Linked DNA regions of Homo sapiens: region 2 is linked to region 1. Evidence: chromatin loops called from intact Hi-C (ENCODE). Cell type or tissue: natural killer cell. All regions are shown on one strand. Each heading gives the region's core, and the rest is flanking DNA. Links, peaks and the distances in the headings are about the cores only.

The links. A loop is a pair of places that touch in the nucleus more often than their neighbours do. Peaks named below come from ENCODE experiments on the same cell type or tissue, not always from the same donor. Only the 100,000 strongest peaks of a DNase experiment are listed, where the experiment ranks them.
Region 2: a loop joins it to region 1, with 2.0 times the contacts of the local background. A loop is called at or near these places in 3 of 110 quality-filtered maps.

Annotation. Positions count from the first base shown.
Region 1 is chr18:54,712,082-54,722,354 of GRCh38, forward strand. It overlaps a transcript of RAB27B not described here. Among named protein-coding and RNA genes, the nearest start is that of RAB27B, 110 kb to the right of the region's middle. RefSeq lists a silencer at 257-551. In natural killer cell, for the core only: no CTCF peak of the experiment used is centred there; DNase peaks (open chromatin) are centred at 5,780 and 6,250; H3K4me3 peaks cover 629 bases.
Region 2 is chr18:54,799,544-54,809,816 of GRCh38, forward strand. It overlaps a transcript of RAB27B not described here. Among named protein-coding and RNA genes, the nearest start is that of RAB27B, 24 kb to the right of the region's middle. In natural killer cell, for the core only: no CTCF peak of the experiment used is centred there; no DNase peak of the experiment used is centred there; H3K27ac peaks cover 328 bases.

The DNA of each region.
Region 1 (10,273 bases), core at 991-8,990:
TGGACATCAGTCAGCATGTTTTGTTGAGTAGATTGGAGTAAGTCGGTTAAAATGAGGAGCATTGGGACTGGGGGTGAGGCAAAAGTGATGGCAATGATGATTTATTGAAGCTTCTTTAAAAGAGCTTTACTCTATCTACAAATATGAATTATTCTCAGTGTTGATACAAATAACATAGTCACACAAGATGTTGAATATATTGTGGAATTCAAATATTTAAAAGAACGGTGGGGCTGGTAAGAAATGCATTTGCAATGTAGTATAATGTAGTATAGTTTCATCTCATATCTTTTTCTTAGATGAGTCATGTTACTTGGTGTTATTATTCTAAGCATTTGATCACCCCAGGTCATGAAAAGCATGACACACTTGTTTTGAGACAGAAAATTTCTCTTACTACATGAATCCAGAAAGCACATGATTCACATTTTATATGCCTTTGAAACGGGAAATGTTCCCTTGTTCCCCTAGCAGGGTGTGTGATGGGGGTGTGGCTCGCTTCTTCAGTGCCTGCTGCTCAAAACTCTAGGGGAGCCCAGAGACAGGCAGGCTGTGGGGCTCCAACCTCACTGCAGTGTCTAGGCATGAATGTTTATAGCTCCTGAAGCCCCAGTGGGTTTGTGTTACAGGGTGCTCTCTTGGTTTGCTGTCTATAGGCAGCTTATGTTAACCAGCTCAATTAGACTCTACACCTTGTCACAAGGACAGAGGGCATTCTGTATCCTGGGTTCTTGCCTTGGTGTACCAGAAGAATCGGATCACAGGTGGGCTTGGAGAATGAGTGCCAAGTTTTATTGAGTGGAAATAGCTCTTCACTGCTGGATGAGCCAGAAGGGAGACGGTTTTCCCCTGGAGTTGGGCCGCTCAGGCACATGCCAAACTCCGCCTCTCCTGCAGGTGGATGGCCTGCCAGTGTGCCAGCGTTTGTTGGTGTGCTCTTCTGCCGGCATGCTCCCTCCGTGTCCTCTTGATGTCCAGCAGCTTGTCTTCTTCCACTGATGTTTTCCTCTCGCCCTCCAGCAGCTTTCATCTCTGCCTTGCTAGGGTCTCAGCTTTTTATAGGCCCAAGAGAGGGGTGTGGTGGGCCAGGGTGGTCTTGGAAAATGCAACATTTGGGCACAAAGGCAGAAGTGCCTGTCCTCACCTAGGTCTGTGGGGCTAGGGCCCTAGCCAGGGACCTGCCTTTCTCTACCCAGCATTTCTCTACCCTCCTCCTGTATCACCTTGAAGAGGTAGAGGTTCTGTTTTATTTTAATAACCACCACAATTTATTTAACCATTCCTTGATCCACGTATAGAATATTCATGCTAAGCACTCTGCATGTATGATCCTATCTAATCCTAAACAAACTCTTTGCAGAGGTATTATTACTGGATTATACTTATGAAGAAACTGAGATTCACTTTGTAAAGTTTCAAAGTGAAAGAAGCTTGAAAGTCATTGCTGTTATCAATGCTGCACATCTCCAGAGTGGCAGCCTTTGGCTTTATGCTACTAAATATAGTGGTTTCCTTTTCTAAAAAGAAACACTTTTTTTTTTGTTTTGAGATGGAGTTTTCTTCTTGTTGCCTAGGCTGGAGTGCTATGGCATGATCTTAGCTCACTGCAACCTCTGTCTTCCGGGTTCAAGTGATTCTCCTTCCTTGGCCTCCCGAGTAACTGGGATTACAGGCATGTGCCACCACGCCCGGCCAATTTTGAATTTTTAGTAGAGATGGGGTTTCACCATATTGGCCAGGCTGGTCTTGAACTCCTGACCTCAGGTGATCCAGCTACTTCGGCCTCCCAGAGTGCTGAGATTACGGGCGTGAGCCGCCGTGCCCGGCAGGTTTTCTTTTTGTAATGGGGAGCTATTCTGTGCTAGGCCTTTAAATGTAGTTGACATGGGGTCATCACAAGAAGCCTATGAAGTACTACTTATTAAACTATATGGAAGCACAAAGTGTCAGATTTAAATCCAGGTCTGTAGTCCCAAAGTCAGTGATTATCCCACTCTATTCTATAACAGATACATTTGCATATGGCACCTGACTGCCACAATTCACTAGCACGTGAGTACACATAAGGTCACATATAATTGATAACCAATCCCACAGGATCTGAGCCCCCCTTCACCGGCTCATCCATGAATTCCAGCTCCTTACAATGTCCTTCACTGCACAGTCATCTTGAAAAGCCACAGACTGGTCCAAGTCACACTGTTCTTATAGTCACCATTGGCTTTTGGCAAGTTGAGCCCAAGATCTGTGATACCAGCACCCCCCTTTACAAACCTGGGCACTGTGACACAGCTGTCCCTGCAGAACCAGCAGTTCCTGACCTGATGGGGGTCCCCAGTGATTCTTCCAGGCACTGAATCTCAACACACCTGTGTGAGCCAAGCAGACTGAAAGGGAAGAGGATAACAGCACCCACACATTTCAAGTTTTCTCAGGGCCAAAATACTACAGAGTTTATGAGCTATCTATCTTAGTCAATTCAGGCTTCTGTAACAAAGTGTAGACTGGGTGGTTTATAAACAACATAAATTTTCTTTTCACAGTTCTGGAGGCTGGAAGTCCAAGATCAGAGTGCCAGCACAGTCAGGTTCTGCTGAGGGTTCTCTTCTGAGTTGTAGGCTGCCCACTTCCCTTTCGATCCTCACATAGCAGAAAGTGGGTGAGAGAGCTCTTGCGAGTCTCTTTGATAAGAACACTAATCCCACCCATTAGCGCTCTACCCTCATGACCTAATCTCTCAATGACCCCCACATTCTGAAACCATCACATTAAGGGTTAGAATCCCAACATATGAATTCTGGGGGGACACAAATATTCAGTCTATTGCAGTATCTTAGGGTTTTCAGTTTGTATGGAGTCTTTTTCTATTACAATCATGTCCATCTCAGTCACAAAGATCTACAAAGACCCACCACTCCCCTCTACCCGCAGGTCCTGTGGTGAGGTCTGTTTCCTCAAGCTGGGATCCTTCTGATTTATGGTGACATGTCTCTCAGCAGCCTCACTTTTCTTCTCTCCACCTGGAGTCATTGCACAGATGACATGTCAGTGTATGTCTGAGGCCCAATCATGGACATAGTGCTTTGTTTCTCAGGGAGCTCTCCAATATTATAAAAATCAGTAGCTACAGAGAAATGCTTAATGGTGGGGCATTGCCTCCCTCACACACTAGCCACTCCCCTTCTGCAGTCCAGCCCATTCACCACTTTGTAATAACAAGGATCTAATTGAGGGTACATTAGTGTCCTTTGGTGCTGATCAACTTCTTTAAAAATAAAAAAAGTCTCATTTCAGAAAACATGCTGAATTAGGAAGAAGTGGAAAGAAGTGCAGTGGATAAGCAAACCACAATCCTCAGGCCTCAACGAGGCATTCTTTCATTGATCACTAATCACTCTGGGTTCACCTGACTCTAGTCATCAACATGGCTCCCTAGTCTTGAAGTTGTCCAACCACAGTCAAAGCTGTTTGACCTGCACATGACAAACAGGTTGATTTCTGGATCCTTAGATCCTATAAAAACATCACTGTCCCTTGTGGTTGGGTTCAGTCTCACCCCATGCCTTTTGGATCTGTACTTTTTCCATGAGAAACACTAGCCTTGAGTTCTCCACAGCAAGAGTCTTACCTTGATTTTTTCTCTCCTTCCCTCAGAAGCCCTGAGCCTCAGCCTCAATGGCACATTGCCTTGTTATGGGCTGATATACCTTGTTACTGCTACTACACTTCATCCTGTGGTCTGAATGCCTGGACCACAAGGTATGAGCTGCCCTCCCTGCTCTGGAAGGCAACCATCTCTTGGTGGAGAGGAACACTCTCCTGATGACTACTTGCCAATGTGAGGCTTTGATCCAGGGCCTACAGTGCCCACATACCTGTACCTGTACTCCCTGTCTTCACCTGTCTTAGTACTGGTATTTACTCTGCTAACCAATCTTACTAGAGTTCACTTTCCATATTCTAGTCCCTTCTGTACCAACCTGCCCACTGCCACCTGAACTCTATGTACTCTGGGGAAAAAAAGAAATCAGTTGGGTTGAATTCTCAAACCCAATTGCCCAGTTCCACTCCATACTCATAACATCCAGACATAGAAGCCCTTAGCAAATATAGCATATTCTGACTTACATTGTCCATTCTTTTATGGCAAGTATTTTATGTACATGTAATTATTTGATTATACACATACACTAATATTTTTCTCTATATTTAAATTATAAGCTCCTGGCTGGGCACAGTGGCTCACACCTGTAATCCCAGCACTTTGGGAGGCCAAGGTGGGCAGATCACTTCAGCTCAGGAGTTCAATACCAGCCTGACCAACATGGTGAAACTCTGTCTCTACTAAAAGTACAAATATTAGCTGGGCATGGCGTGCACACAAGAATTGCTTGAGCCTGAGAGGCAGGAGGCTCCAGTAAGTTGAGATTGCACCACTGCAATCCATCCTCAGCAATAGAGTGAGACTCCGACTCAAAAAAATAAAAAATAAAAAATTATAAGCTCCTTAGAGGCAAACATATACTTAGCACAGTCCCTTATTAAAAGTAGTTGTGCAGAGAAGTATGCTAAATTGAATTTAATCACTTACAAGATTAACTTCTGTACCCGTATTCTATAGTGTAATTTCTCAGCTTACTGCCTCATTTATCTTTTCACAAATATTTACTGAGGGCCTGTTGCATGCTGGGTAATCTTCCAGGGGTTACTTTATCAAAGTCAATAGAGGCTGGGCATAGTGGCTCATGCCTGTAACCCCAGCACTTTGGAGGCCAAGGCAGGTGGATTGCTTTAGCTCAGGAGTTCGAGACCAGCCTGGGCAATATGGTGAAATCCCATCTCTACCCAAAATACAAATAATTAGCCAAGCATGCTGGCACACCATTGGTCCCAGCTACTCTGGAGGCTGAGGTTGGAGAATTGCTTGACCTGGGAGAAGGAGATTGCAGTGAGCCGAGATGGCACCACTGCACACCAGCTTGAGTGACAAGAGGAAGACCCTGTCTCAAAAAAAAAAAAAAAAAAAAAAGTCAGTAGAACAGATTCCTTCACAGATACTACATTGCAGGGGAGTTCAACAATAACTAAATTACAAAATATAAATGTCATGATGGGGAAAAGGTGGGGGGAATGAATAGAGAAAGATGAAGAGTGGCGTTTACATGAAGTGACACTTGAACGTTTTGTCTCTTTTATAGAATAAGTTTCTGGAGGTCTCAATTTTGTTTGTTTTTGCATTTATTTCATTTTAAATGTTTGAACAGCATAAGCTACTAACGGACTTTTTAGGCTTTTAGCAAACACTTTTTGCAAATAGTTACGTAAATATATCAGACTTTGAAAACCTCCTACTTCTTAATTTTTTTCCCTTACACATTAAACATGGAAAAAAGAAAACAAAACACATGGATTTTAGTAGATATAGGATATTATCAAATTAGTTTTCTTTTTAACAGCCCTCTGGCTTCAACATTTTCATGAGCATCATTTATTTAACAGACAAGATCATCTATAATCCTTTTTGGTTTCAACAGCAGTGTCTGATTGACAGTAGCAAACTCTATTTACTGATCATTTTTCCCAAACCCAAACCCCACTGCCCTGATGCTTAGCTGGCTGACATCCCTGAAAATCTTTGGTGATAATCATTAGAAGAATCACCAGAAACAGGGAGGCTCTTTGGAGCTACCTTGTGTGCTAACCTGGCGCAGGCACTAGGACCGCCCAGGAGCCGATAGGCAGCCACGCTTCACAGCCTGTCAGAGGGACTGAGCCGCCTTTGCTGTTACACAGGAAGAGAGCAGGCAGCATCAGTATCGGCTCAGCATCCTTCCCCCTTCTGTTCGATTAGAAGGTATTTACTTGCTATTTATCACTCAGGCTTTGAATACTGTCACGTGCCTTTAGTGTTCCCTTAATATGATGCTCTGAAATGCTGTCCAGCACCTATTGGGTTACTATATTATTTTATGTTAATTTCCACAGCTGATCGAAGCAACAGTGCCATAAAGAAATGGGCTAGATATTTCCAGAGGCTGCAATCTGGAGGCGTTTGGAGGTGTGAGTACGTTGGTCACAGATCTCTAATGTGTTGGCTGTATTAGTCGTGTCTCTTGACCTTCCTCTTCTTCGTTGAAAGAGCCAATGTGAGATGCCATCTGCATATTTCATTCATAAAGGAAATGCAACTAGATGGTGACAGAAACCGCTAATGATGGGCCTGAAACTCTACTTTGGAGTGGCTGTGGTTTCCTCTTCCAGCCTGTGGGTTTGCAAGAGAAGCTGGGTTTGCAACTGAGTTTGAATGGGAAAGAGATTTTGCTCAGGGCTGCAGACTGCGTGCATGGATTCTGCTTTCTGTTTTCAAAGCTCAAAGACTGTCCTTTCTAATCATTGCCATGGTGCAGTGTTGGAGTCTTTTTATGCTTTCTTTATTTCTGCAAATACTCCTATCATAGATGTAGACTGCCAGAAAGCTATTAAGTCATTTGGTGCCCCACAGTGTAAAGCCACTGAAGAGAAATCTAGTTTGCTTTTTCTTAACCATATACCATATACTTTTTCCTGACTCAATACCACAGCTAGTAGATGGCACACAGAAACATTAAAAAACAATGCTAATCTAAGATTCTTTTTTCCTGTTCAAAAATAATTTTGATTATGCATGATAAGAGAGTAGTTTGCTATTAGAAAACCCAAATGATTATGATTTTATGGGGGAGATGGAAAATTCTTTTTGAGTATTTTACAAATCAATTGAAGGTGCTTTTTAAGAGCCTTGGTGCCAATTTTATGCATTCAAGGCTCTTTTAATACTTTAAAGCCTTCCCAAACTGTTAGATGTGGTTTTGACCACAGTAATTAGTTTAAATTTGTATACATTATGCCAAAATGTAATAGGCAAGTGTATTCATAAATGAACAAAATATTGAGTTCTGCTAGTGGACAATTCATGGTAAGATAAACATGTAAGATAAAATTCATTGTAAGATGAACAGTACCAACAAAATTTATTTCAGGAAAGAAAATATTTAACTAAGACACAATGCAAGGCATCAACATTAAAAGTGTGACTTTAATGAAAAACATTTGTTAAATAATTTTTAAAATACTTCTAATGGTTCAAAAAAGTATATGTTTAAGTTTCTTGTATTTGATATATTGAAATATCCTAAATGTGATTTCAAAGTGTTTAGGTATCAAAGTTTTGAAAATGTATCTATAGTTCCCTTAACACTCTTTATTTGGTAAACAAAAGAGGGGCAGAGGATATGAGGGAGAAAGAGACTAAGTTTTACTTTACTGTTTTTTAAATATTTTGAATATTCTGATATAATATTTACTATATAGGTATGCTACCTATACTTTTTAAATGTAACTAAAATTACTAATGATTGTAATTATTAACTTGCAGTATCTGTAGCAAATGAAAATAAATATATCGAAAACATGTTTATATTGCTATATAACATTTCTTAGGCAGAGAAAGTCATTTTTTCTAGATAGTGATTTGCTTCTGAAGGAAGTTAGGGAAATTAGATTGGGGGTGGTAGTAAACTTTCATTAGTTTCTGGGCAAAAGTAATTTTTTAAACCTATTTTTGCATTGGTGCACCTACAATTTATTTTCAAGTTTGTGTATATTACATATCTTCATAAACTTTGTGTTATTAAAGTTTTCTCCTTTCTCTTTTTAAAATGCTTCCTATATTCCAAGTCTGTAAAGATGACTCAATTCTTCAAATTAAAACTTAGTTTTGAAAATTCCTACCCATCATATAATGATTTGCAGCCTTAAACTTCAGTTTCATGTCAGACTCATCATTACACATGTCTTGTTAATAATTTTAAATAACTTCATTTTATGTTAAGTATAAAGATTCATTGAATTCAATGATGATAGGGGAAAAAGTCCCAAGAAGTATGTTTTTATTCAGAATTTGACAGACACACTTTTCAGGACATGAATTTTGAACTTTCTTCCTGAATTTAAGTCCTAAAATTAAGTCCACTGGCTTGACCTAATCAAATGAAGACAGTTGGCACAGTGCTTAGCAGAAGTTCAGAATTACTAGCAAACAAATGGGACTTAAGCTAAGAAATAAAATGTAAAGGCTAAAATGAATTTGTTAGAATGTACAATCACTACTTTGTCAATGAGTTTGATGCCTGAGGTTATCCCAAGGCCTTGAAAAGTCTTGCAGCCCAAGAGATTCAGGTAGATATCAATATTATACAGATTTACTTGGTAGTGTTAAGGTTGACATTTCTAACAGATGGATTTTAACATGCATATTTTTAGCAAAAATAGTTCCAATAAATAGTAAATCTCATTCCACCGATTTCACCAACAGCAGTACTTTTCCATCCAAAAAGACAGACAATATTCCCTAACAGAAATTCTTTCATGAATAGAATACTTAGACATTTCTAAAAGACAGATTTTACATTATTTCTACATAGAAAAATATAGCATTTACAGTACTAAGCCATCCAGAAGAAGCTAACATAAAGGAAGAAGTATCAGCAAAATTATTCTAGTATTGCAGTTTGCTTTTTCAAATTTCTTTTTCTGAGCATCTGTATAAGTAAGAAAATATATCTCCTAGTAGAAACCACAGAAAAATGCAATAAGTCATCCAGGGACCAATGGTAGACCTGTGGGAGACAGTGTTTACTGAATGGATGAGAAAAAGAAATGTGGAAGAATAACAAACGGTCCTTTTTTATTTGTCATGAAAGATAATTCCAATTCTAATATGAGTTTTTAAGAATCTGTTGGCCACATACACATGCCACAATAAATAGGAATTACATGTAACTTGAGATTTTCCCATTATGATTTCCCCTTAAATAAAAGACTTAAAGGAAAGAAAATGAGAGTATGTAAGTGATGTGTCATCTCCACATCAGTTATAGTTGTGTGAACTGGGAGGCACAAATTATGTATTTTGTTGGAGTTTGGCCAAAGGGAAAGTTATTATCCATCATATAGTTTGGGAAGAAGTTTTTCTCCAGAGAAAAGGTTTTGTTGTTTCCAGAACTGGATGTTACTTATAAAGAAATAAGTTTATAGATATGCAGAAAGCTTTTAAATATATGAGATTCAGTTTTTGAGTGTAAAGGACACATACGCAATGTGTTCATACATTTGTTGATATGCAAGTTTATCCAAAACATTGCTTTAACTTGTCCCTCCTGGTTGACACAACTATAACTGATGTGAACATGGGAGACGATTAATATACCTTCACTCCTTTTCCCTTAAATATATTAGTTGATAGGGAGGAAGTTAACGCTAAGGAAACTTGTTGATAAATATTAATCATGATTTCACAGATGTTTAAATTGCAAATAAGATTTGCTCTTTCACATAATAGTGAACGTTGGAGTTTGCAGGCTGGAATCAGTGTAACATTTTTTGGACACAGCAATTAATGTCTTTGAATTATTTTTCATTAATATGTATTAATGATCTCTTGCTGTATTGCAAGTATGGGAGTTGGAGCAGTAAACAAGTTATGTCCCCCCTTGCACAGTTTCCATCATTTTGTGAAGGAATAGAGGCAAAAAGCAAGCAATTAAATATTATTAACCAAATGCATTGTTACTAAAATTATGTTGTTATTATTACTATAATTTATTGCCAATTAAATAAACCAGAATATATCTGATGAGTGCTAACTGGAAAATTAAAAGAGGATACTGTGATAAGGAATGGCTTTGTGGCATTTTCAGTTAGGGTTGTTTGGAAGACTTCCTGAAAAAGTGATGTATCATCAGGGATCCAGGTGAAAAAGTTAGCCAGATAATGAGAGGCACGGTGCTACAACAGCAAGTGTGTGGATTTAGAAGCAAACCTGCTGCAGTTTAAATCCATTCTGTGTCATTCTGAAACTTTGAAATCTTGAGAAATTTACCCTTGGAGCCCGTTTCATAAAACGTTATAGAATTTTGACAAGAGGAAAAATGAGATGATATATGTTGACTTTCTATGACACTATGGAAGAATTTAATTTCCATGATGACTTACGAAGTGCTACAACTTTATGAACTAACTCCTTCAAATACTTCATCCAACAAACAAGTATTTGATTGTTTTACCACTCCTGTACCGCTTTCTTTAAATTTTTTGGGTGAATTCTGTCACAGAGTTGAGGGAGAAAAGACTGGCACTTCCACAGACAACAGAAAAAGAAAGAATTGTTTCCGAATCTTCTAAAGAGCAAGCCTCAGCTAGGATCTTTGTTAGATGCAGATGTTATTAATTTTGC
Region 2 (10,273 bases), core at 1,361-9,360, 88 kb after region 1:
CTTTTATTACAAAAGCAAGGTATACTTGCAATATATACAGGAGAAAAATATCAGAATATATAATAAAATGATTTTTTTTTTTTTTTTTTTTTTTTTTTTTTTTTTAGACAGAGTCTTGCTCTGCCACCCAGGCTGGAGTGCAGTGGCGTGATCTCGGCTCACTGCAAGCTCTGCCTCCAGGGTTCATGCCATTCTCCTGCGTCAGCCTCCTGAGTAGATGGGATTACAGGCGTCCACCACCACACCTGGCTAATTTTTCTATTTTTAGTAGAGACGGGGTTTCACCCGTGTTAGCCAGGATAGTCTGTTAGCCAGGATGGTCTTGATCTCCTGACCTTGTGATCCGCCTGCCTCAGCCTCCCAAAGTGCTGGGATTACAGGTGTAAGCCACTGTGCCCAGCCAATAAAATGATTTTTTAAGGAGAATAACCGTTATCCCACCACACAGAAACAATCAGTAAGGACATCAACCAACAGGAACTTGAACTAGTGAGAACTTCTCTTTCAAAGACTTAACTAACTGTCCCTCAGCTCTTCCATCTGTTTTATTCATTGATAATATTTTGAGTTTATAAAAATATTATAATCTATCTTCCATCCATATATAGATTTGTTCATTCCCTTTGGCAGCTCTAAACCACCACACTGTGTGGTTGTTAATAAATTATATTTAACTATTGTAAATGGACATTGGAATTATTTTTAATTATTTGCTATTATAAACCATGTTACAATGAAGAGAATTGTGTATTTACTTGTATCCACCTGTTCAATTATTTCCCTAAGATAAATCCCTAGATGTAGACTTGTTCATGAAAGAACGCATACATTTTTAATGTGATTCAAAGCCTAGATTGCAAAGAACATTTACATTTGCCAGGATTGCATTAGTGGTGCTCTTCCTCCTCCCCACCAATGCTCCACAGCACTGGGCATTAATTCCTTTTTAGTATAATTGATGAAGACCATTTCATTTTAATTTGCATTGACTTCATTGTCATTACAACTATTCATCTCTTGCAACTGTTTGCCATTCTTCTTTTGAGAGGTACCTTTTGTAATTTTTGTCTACACTTTAATTGGAGTATTCCTTGCAGTACCTATTTGAAATACTGCTATAGATTACAGATATTAAGACTTTGTTCCTGCTTACCTTCCCAGCCCCAACTCTAATCTCACCAAGAATATGATGCTGTAAATTAGCCTCTTGTTTATACTAACTTTTTTCCATTGTAGTCATTTTCTCTGGTTATTACTGTTATTATAATGCCCACATTTTAACTGCTGTCTGCTCTCATGGGTGCTCAGACTTTATTATGCTGTTATTATCAGCTCATATATAATAAGTAAAGTACTAAATCTGCAATGGCAAACCATCAATCCATGGGCCAGATCCAGACCACTAAATTTTATTTTATTTTATTTTTTGGAGTTGTTGAATTTTTAAATTTGTTTTGTTCCTGTGTTTTTTTTTTTTTTTTTTTTTTTTAACAGAGTCTTGCTCTGTTGCCCAGGCTGGAGTGCAGTGGCATGATCTAGGCTCACTGCAACCCCCGTCTCCTGGCTTCAAGCAATTCTCCTGCCTCAGATTCCCTAGTAGCTGGGATTACAGGTGCACGCCACCACACCTGGCTAATTTTTGTACTTTTAGTAGAGATGGGGTTTTTTACCATGTTGGCCAGGCTAGTTGCAAACTCCTGACCTCAAGTAATCCACCCATCTTGGCCTCCCAAAGTGTTGGGATTGCAGGTGTGAGCCACTGCACCTGGCCTATTCCTGTGTTTTAATTTAGTTTTTCAACATTCTAAAATTCATCTTCAACATTTATAAAAAAAACTATAAAACTGATTTACAACAATGTATATGACTATTAAAAACCTAGACTCTTTCTCTCTCTTAAAAAACTGGAAAATCTGTCATCACTGTATCCCAGGTCACCAGCTTCCCCATGATGCCCTATTGCTTCATGGCCAGGTTCACACTTACTATTGCCCATCTAGGCCTGTTGACCATTGAGCAGGGTTCATCAGGTTCAGGCATGTTGACATTTTGAGCCAGACGATTCTTTGTTGGGGCTTGGGAAGTTGTCCAGTACATTTCAGGATGATTAGCACATCTCTGGCTTTTACCCACTAGATACTAGTAACACACACTCTACCACCCAGTTGTGACAACCAAAAATATAACCAGCCATTGCCACAGGAGGAGGACAGTGGCCTCACTGTGAGAACCACTGCCTTAAGATTTGGGACCTTTGATCTAGATTTGTTAAACCTGTGGATGATATGGGCTCTGTCAGCAACTATGGAGGTCACTTTTTGCTATCCGCTATTAAAATTGTCAGTCCTATTTTTTTTAGTGTGTAGGAGGGCTACAGAGAATTGAGGACAAGCTCTAATTTGGGTCCTGTGAGAAGGAGATGGAACAGCTGATGGACTTGCAGAATACATAGGCCAGAAGCAATCAACCATCAGGCACCTTGGTCCATCTTGTTGAGTAAGATACTTGACTATGGGATTATCTAAGCTACAAAACCTTCATTTTTGTTAGAGGTGAAGGAGTAAAGTGAGGGATCAAAGTTATTCATGGTACAATGAAATCAAGTTCAAATAATCTTTACATTGTTTGCAAATACAATCTTTGCAATATTTGCTAGAACAGAAAACACACACCCCTGTGATACTGTTAGTAGTAGAAATCCTTGGAGAAGGAGGACACAGAGGTTGTACTCCTGAGATGAGCTGAGTTTCTTCCTTTGTTCCTTTGCTTTGGACAATTGAAGTTAGCCAGTGCTTGGGGTACTGTCACTGTTGCCATAGCTTTTCCACTGGACTTTGCCCACTGGTTCAGTGCCTGCTCTTGTATCTGGTATGTGGTGATTTAAGAGTCAACGTTTTTCTAGGACTTGTTGCAGTAATCTCTTAATTTATGTCCAAGATTGCTCCTTTCTGTTTTGACTGAACGGTCAGCAACTGGGAGATTTTCTCTCAGGCCAAATCATCTCTATTCCCTCCTGAAATCTTTCAAGGTTTCTTGATGTGTGATTTTACACTTCCCTATTTTCCTAAACTGCTAGAGATATTTTCTTATTTCTAAATTCCTTAGTTATTTCAATGGAATATAAGGCAAAAGAGAGTTTAAACATGTAAGCTCAATTTGCTGTCTTGAAACTAGGAGAAGTCAGGAAAAATTTCCTGGCTAGAATGGGGGACATTGACATTATAAAGTCTAACTGGACCAGGGTCATTCTGTGAAACTTTAGGTAAGCTCTTCAACGTAGCAAGAGAATGGGCTATGTCAAGTCTTTGTCAATGGGACATGTGCTGCTTTGGAAAGGTTTTGTCGATGGTGAGTAATCATGTGAGGAGTGGCAGTTTTACCAACTCCCCATTCAGTCCTTTGCTTACATAAGCATTTTGATTTAAAGTAGTATTTATTTATTCATTCATTTATTCAGTTAATATTTATTGAGTTTGTTATAACTGGCACTGAAGCTGAAATACATGAGTGAAAAAAGAAATACAATATTTCTTTCCTTATGAATGTATATCTAGAAGAGGAAAGGAATGCTAATTAAGCAAGGAAAAAAATAAATAGCATAGTTTCACATAGTGATGATGTTTATGATGAAATAAATAAAGATAGCAGATAGAGAAGTACAGAAACTGGGAAAACAAGCTCTTTCAGATAAGGCAGTAGGAAGTCCTCCTAAGAGATGACTTTGAGCAGAATTGGGAGTTGGAAGTAGCAAGCTATGTGATGTTCAGGATGAAGTGTATGCCAGGCAGAAGGGGCATGAGGCTTGACAGATCAGAGAAAACACAAGAAGGCCAGTGTGGCCAGAGTGCAGCAAGCAAGAGGGCATGAGAACAATCCCAAAGATCCTTGAGAACAAAATGAGCAGTTTGCATTTGTGTTTTCCCCTAAACATGATCAGTAGACAGTAGAGGTTTCAGGCAGTGGAACCTGACTTACCTTATTTTTCAAAGCTCTCCCTGGCTTCTGGGTGGAGGGGGTCAAGAATGGAAGCAGTTAGACCAATCAGGAAATTACAGCGTAGTGCAAGCAAGAGATGATGGATGATGATATGCAATACATTGTGAACAGTAGAGACAAATAGAAGTGAACAGACTTGGGATATGTCTTGGAGTTAGGTGGTTCTGCTGGACTGGCAGTATGAGTTGAGCAAAAGAGAAGAATCAGAGGTGATTTCTTGGCTTTGGACTTAAGCAACTGGGGGGATGATGGAACCACTCACTGGGTTGATGATAATTTGGTTAGGACAGGTTTGGGGGTTCATTTAGGAATAGGAGAATCAATAGTTCTGGAAGTTTGGAATTTCTAGTGGTGAAATCAATGATTAGGAAAGTTTGGAGTTTTGGAAGTGACTTTATTAAATTGTCACAAAGGATCGTGGGATTAGTCCTGATGAGGGGGAAGGTGGATAATCAGTCCTGATTATTTCTCCCTCTTCTTGATTGGTGTCTTATGGGGCTCTTCCTATTAATTATGTGGTCAGTCCCATTGATGGCCTTGGAGTTTGTTAGAAATGCAGAACTATTGTCTTATTGTATCAGAATCTACAATTTAAATTCTCCATGAGATGCCTATGCACATTAAAGTTTGACTTCTAGGAAAGAGCAGCTAATCTAATGATAAGGAAACATCCAAACTGAAGGACATTCAACCAAATAACTGGTGGTATGGTTTGACTGTGTCCTCACCAAATCTCAACTTGAATTGTATACCCCAGAATTCCCACATGTTGGTCAGGGGCAGGTAATTGAATCATGGGGACCAATCTTTCCCATGCTATTCTTGTGATAAGTTTTGTGAGATCTGATGGGTTTATGAGGAGTTTCTGCTTTTGCTTCTTCTTCATTTTCTCTTGCTGCCACCAAGTTAGAAGTGCCTTTTGCCTCCTGCCATGATTTGGAGGCCTCCCCAGCCACATGGAACTGTAAGTCCAATTAAACCTCTTTTTCTTGCCATGCTCGGGTGTATCTTTATCAGCAGTGTGAAAACAGACTAATTCAATTGGCCTGTAATCTCCAACGGTGTCAAGATCATGAGGGTCAAAGGAGGACTTTAGAGTGGTTCTATACTAAACAAAAATTAAGAGCCATGAAAACTAAGTGTAATACATGATCCAGAACTGGAGTTGAATCCTTTTGCTCTGGAAGATATTTTTCAGACAACTGGCCAAACTTGAATGGGAAATGGGATCTCTGGGTGAGGTATATGAGAGTTTCTTTCTGCTGTGGTCACTCTTTTTATATATCTTTGAAAAGGTTTCTTTTCTTTCCTTCCTTCCTTCCTTTCTTTTTTTCTTTTTTCTTTCTTTCTTTCTCTTTCTCTCTCTCTTTCTTTCTTTCTTTCTTTCTTTCTTTCTTTCTTTCTTTCTTTCTTTCTCTTTCTTTCTGCCTTCCTGCCTTCCTTCCTTTTTTTTTTTAGTTTTCTGTTCCTCTTTTTTTAATTTTTGACTGCTCTCCACCATTGCATGATGTGCCCAAGCTGACAGGGAGGTTTCTGGAGGTCTCCTTAATCCAAGGGCACTCTGAGCATCCTCCCTAGAGCCTCAGCGAGTTAAGAGCCTCAGCAAAGCCTTTCCAGGGACATGAGGCACTCTGCACACTTCCCTTACACTCAGCTCTGGTTGGCATCACAGACAGCAAGTGGGAATCTTATCAAGTGCCAGGGATGTAGCTGGAAGACAACTCTCGTAGACTAAGGGGTCACTGTGGCATTCATCCGTGGGAAAGGCTATGCTAGAAAACACTACAAAAAGATTTACTCTGGGTCTGGATCTCTTTTCCTTCTGGTTTATTTATTCCTTCAAAGACTGTATAATGTTAAAACTTCATACTTTCCTTTTTCTGTGCTTGTAGAAATTTATGTCTTCCTATTTAAAATGTCAGGGTACTTTCTAGGTACATATACAAAGCACAAAAACAATGTTCACAACAATAAATGGTGGTAATTTTCTCTATATACTTAGAGAATTCATGAGCAACTTTGTCCTTTGTGATTGAAGACTTCCCTCTTTGAAAAGACTACGATCCAGTAGTGTTGATGTGAAAATTCTAGCATAGGTAATTTGTGAGTTCAGGAATCATGTGTTATTTATGTCTTGAAAGTACAGTACAGGTTCTTAAGAATCACTAATAGAGTTGAATGTCTTCTTGAGGTTAATGCATCATTCACCAAGCATTTGTTTTAGTTATTGTACGAAACTTAAGTTCCTACTTTGAAGATCAGGTTTCAGAAGATTGGATCTTATATAGAGTAATAAAAATGCCTCAGAGAAGCATTTAATTTTTATTCCACTGGAAATTATAATTTAAGTCCTCAAATGCAAGTACCACTCCATCAAAATCATACATTGATTACTCGTAAGTTGAGACAAACCCAATTCATGTGAAACCATGTGCTCATTTTTGTACCAGGTCACTCAATTGTATAGCTTCTAATTTAGCTGTTTCATCATGACCCATTGTGAAAATATGAATGATATACTTAGTCCATTTGATCTGCTTGCAACCCATGGGATTTCCTTTAAAGATATAAAACATTGTGCTAGTGCTTCCTTTTTTGTTCTGATACCCACATCCTGTGCTCTGTGGAGAGTCACAGTTTTTGAAATATGTTGACAGCCAGCACAGATAAGCAGTGTACTTAGCCTTTGGTCAAGGACTGGAAACTGGCTAGTATCTGAATCATCTGCTTAATGCAGAACTGCCCTCCTCTTAGGGAGATGCAGCCTGGTGTGTGGTATGACATGGAGCTCTATGGTGTGTTACTGTATGGGAAGCATAGGAGACTGGTTCGAGGAGCAGTCTCTCTTTTTATATCTTTTCACTTTGATTTCAAGTATATGTAGCCAAATGAATACATATATATAATATATGTTATATATTTATATATAATGATATATATAAATAAATAAATGGATAAAGAAATGGGTCCAAGAATGTTAGTAATGATTATATATGTAATTATATATATAAGCCACAATTATATATTATTTATATATATAATCACATAAATATAAGTGACTTAGAATGTTTATGTTTGATATTGTATCATAACATCTTTCAAGTGTAAAACAGGATGGTTAGATTGGCTTTCAGGATGTTATGTTAGTTACTATCAAGCTGAGATGGTTAAGTGGATGGAAAACATGAGTCATTAACACCATATTTAAAATGTTAACAACTAGCAAGAAAAACATTCAAAAAAAATTGAAGAATTATATCAATACCAACTTGCTCAATATCATACATAAACATTCTAAGTCACTTAAAGCAAAAATGAGTAGGTTTGAGTAAATACAGTTGACCACATATTAAACTAATTTTATTTTCTTTATTTTTTTATTTTTTGAGATGGAGTCTCACTGTGTGTCCAGGCTGGAGTCCAGTGGCACAATCTTGGCTCACTGCAACCAGGAGAACTCAAGAGGTTCTCTTGCCTCAGTCTCCTGAGTAGCTGGGACTACAGGTGCACGCCACCACACTCAGCTAATTTTTGTATTTCTAGTACAGATGGGGTTTCACCATGTTGGCTAGGATGGTCTCAATCTCTTGACCTTGTGATCTGCCGGCGTTGGCCTCCCAAAGTGCTGGGATTACAGGCATGAGCCACCGCGCCCGGCCTAAGCTAATTTTGAAATGCAGAACCGCTTTTTGTGGTTTAGTAAAATTAACTAGCCTTTAGTTTTAATTTCAGTATTTTTTCCTGCTCTGAGGTATCACCATCACATGCTGCATCAGTATTTTGGGAAAAAGTCTTTGCATGTCTTTATGGGCACTGACTTTGAGCATAAACCTTTCCTTGAGGGTTCAGCTTTTAGCAGTGGGCAGAAGTGTTGGACAAGCTTTAAACAAGTCCTTACCTTCTTGTTTTAAGGACATAATCTCCTCGGGAACTTGGAGCTTTACAGGATTGAACATGATAACTTGACTCATCACTAAGTCTCCAGCCTTTGACACAACCAGCTCATTTCTTAGCTCTATCAATATGCGTATCATCTGGTTGCCAGCTATGGAAACAAGCCCAACTCATTAATAGTGAATATTTATAAGGAATGACACCTTTGTGGTATTTAAGTACCATCTGTAATTTCTTGTTAGTGATGTTTTGGTAGTTTTCCTGTTGAACATTCACTGGGGAACTGATCAAGTTTACTATGCCCTTGATCTACACTTGACATGTGTAGGTAAATTCTGAAAATGGGATACTTCTGTGCTGGCAGGGGACAAACTGTGAACACCACTGTGTCTGAGCTAGAAGAAAAAAGCAGTTCCATAAACAGCATGAGACATTAAAATTTGCCTTATTACTTCATCACTTCAGGGGATATCATCTATCTCTGAACGTAGGAATCCATATTACTTGGTCTTTTAGATCTTGTTGTCTCCAGTCTGTTTGTATCTTTTGAAGCAGGAGTTAATTTTGCACTAATTATGGTGCTAAACATTGATAACACACTAGCCAGAGGAGTTTCCATAATAATAGAAGGAAGGTGTCCTTCATAAACAAAACTAGTTACATATTATATAATTTTGAAAATTAAGTTTTGTTCATTGTTTACTGCTTAAGATTCTACATATTGTTTGTAATCCTCTAGATAGGCCCAGTGGTGCTGTGGTAACACACATTCCCTGTATCTGATCAGTTTCCCTCTTACTCAGGCTTGGTACAGATGACCCTCCAGGGCAGCAGTCCCCACAGGTTGGGCCAGGATTCTAGGCTGCTGTGGTCTCATGGCATCTCCAATTCAATCCACACTCTCGTGATCACTGAGGCCCACTGTGCACCAACTCATAAATGCTTCCCCTGAGAGAGACACACATCACTTATGCACATATTTCTTTGGCCAAAACCAATCATATAGCCAAACCAGAATTCAGAGGGCAAGGAAATGTAAACGCTCATTTATGTAGAAGTAGAGAACTACTAGATGTTGAGGAACATTAGAAATCTCTTATTATCAGCCTCCACAAATAAAGATGACATGTGTCAACTTGTTCAAACAAAGCCGATATCCATGTGAGTATGCTAAAAAGGTTAGTTTACGATTGATCATTCAGTTCTTTATTGACAAATCTAAATCAATTTGTTTTCCAGTCTATAGTAAAAAATGTAAAATAATGATCATGTGTACACACACATACATATACACACATGCCTTACAGACTTCCAGTTTCCAAATTGATACATACAGTTAAAGACTCCCCATATCACTAAATGAACAGAATAAATATGAATTATTAAAAACAGAAAAATATGGAAAATAATAGATATCTAGCTGTGCTAAAAAATGAGAAGAACCTTTAACATACCAGAAATTATGAAAAATTGCAAAGGGAAAACTAAAGGAAAGCCATGCTGCTAAGATGAGGCCACAGTGAAAAGATGTAACCCAGTGTCCACAGAAGAACTTTTCCTTAGGAAAGACAGTTGACAGTGCAATTAGTACATGATCAATTCTTTGGTTGAAATTTTCCCCCATTGAATTTGTGTCACTGAATTGTATTTTCTTGAGCATTTTTCCAGTTTCTAGTAGAAAGTTGTAATAGGTTACATGATTATCTAGGAAACATTGACACCCTCCCACCTTGCCTCAGGGAATAATTATACTTTTTGACATATTGTTGTTAGATAGGACACATGACTTGCTCTGAACAGTGGTACGTGACTACAAATAGCATCAGTTTCAAGCATGGGTATTAAGAGTTTTGTCTGTTCAGTTTGTCGATCTGGTTGCTTCTGAAGTCTACCACCAGTAGAGTATGCACTGAAGAGCTGCTACCCCTATAAACCTGGGCCCCAGAGTGAGAACTATGGAGCAGACCACATGCCTCAGGGAGCACCTAGTCCCAGGAGGAGGAAAGACATGTGGGACAGACTTGAACTCAACCTGCGAGGTGAATCCTGGAAACTGGAGCACAGACTAGGTCACCTAAGTTGCAGCCAATCCACAGATGGGTGAGCAAGAGAATAAACATTGGTTCAAGCCAATGAAATTTGAAGAGACTTATTATAGCTCATTAATGAAGGAAAGTTTTAGCTAATGCATAAGTCAAAACCAAGTGTTTGGAGGCAAACCTGTTAGGAAATGCTTTAGTTAAGTAAATGTAATTGATTATAAATAAATTACCCATTTAATACAATTCCACATTTATTGAGAATCCACCTACATGCCAGAGACTATGTAAGATGCTTTTCAAAAATTAAGTATGGATGTTGTTAAACAGATCCTACATTAAGA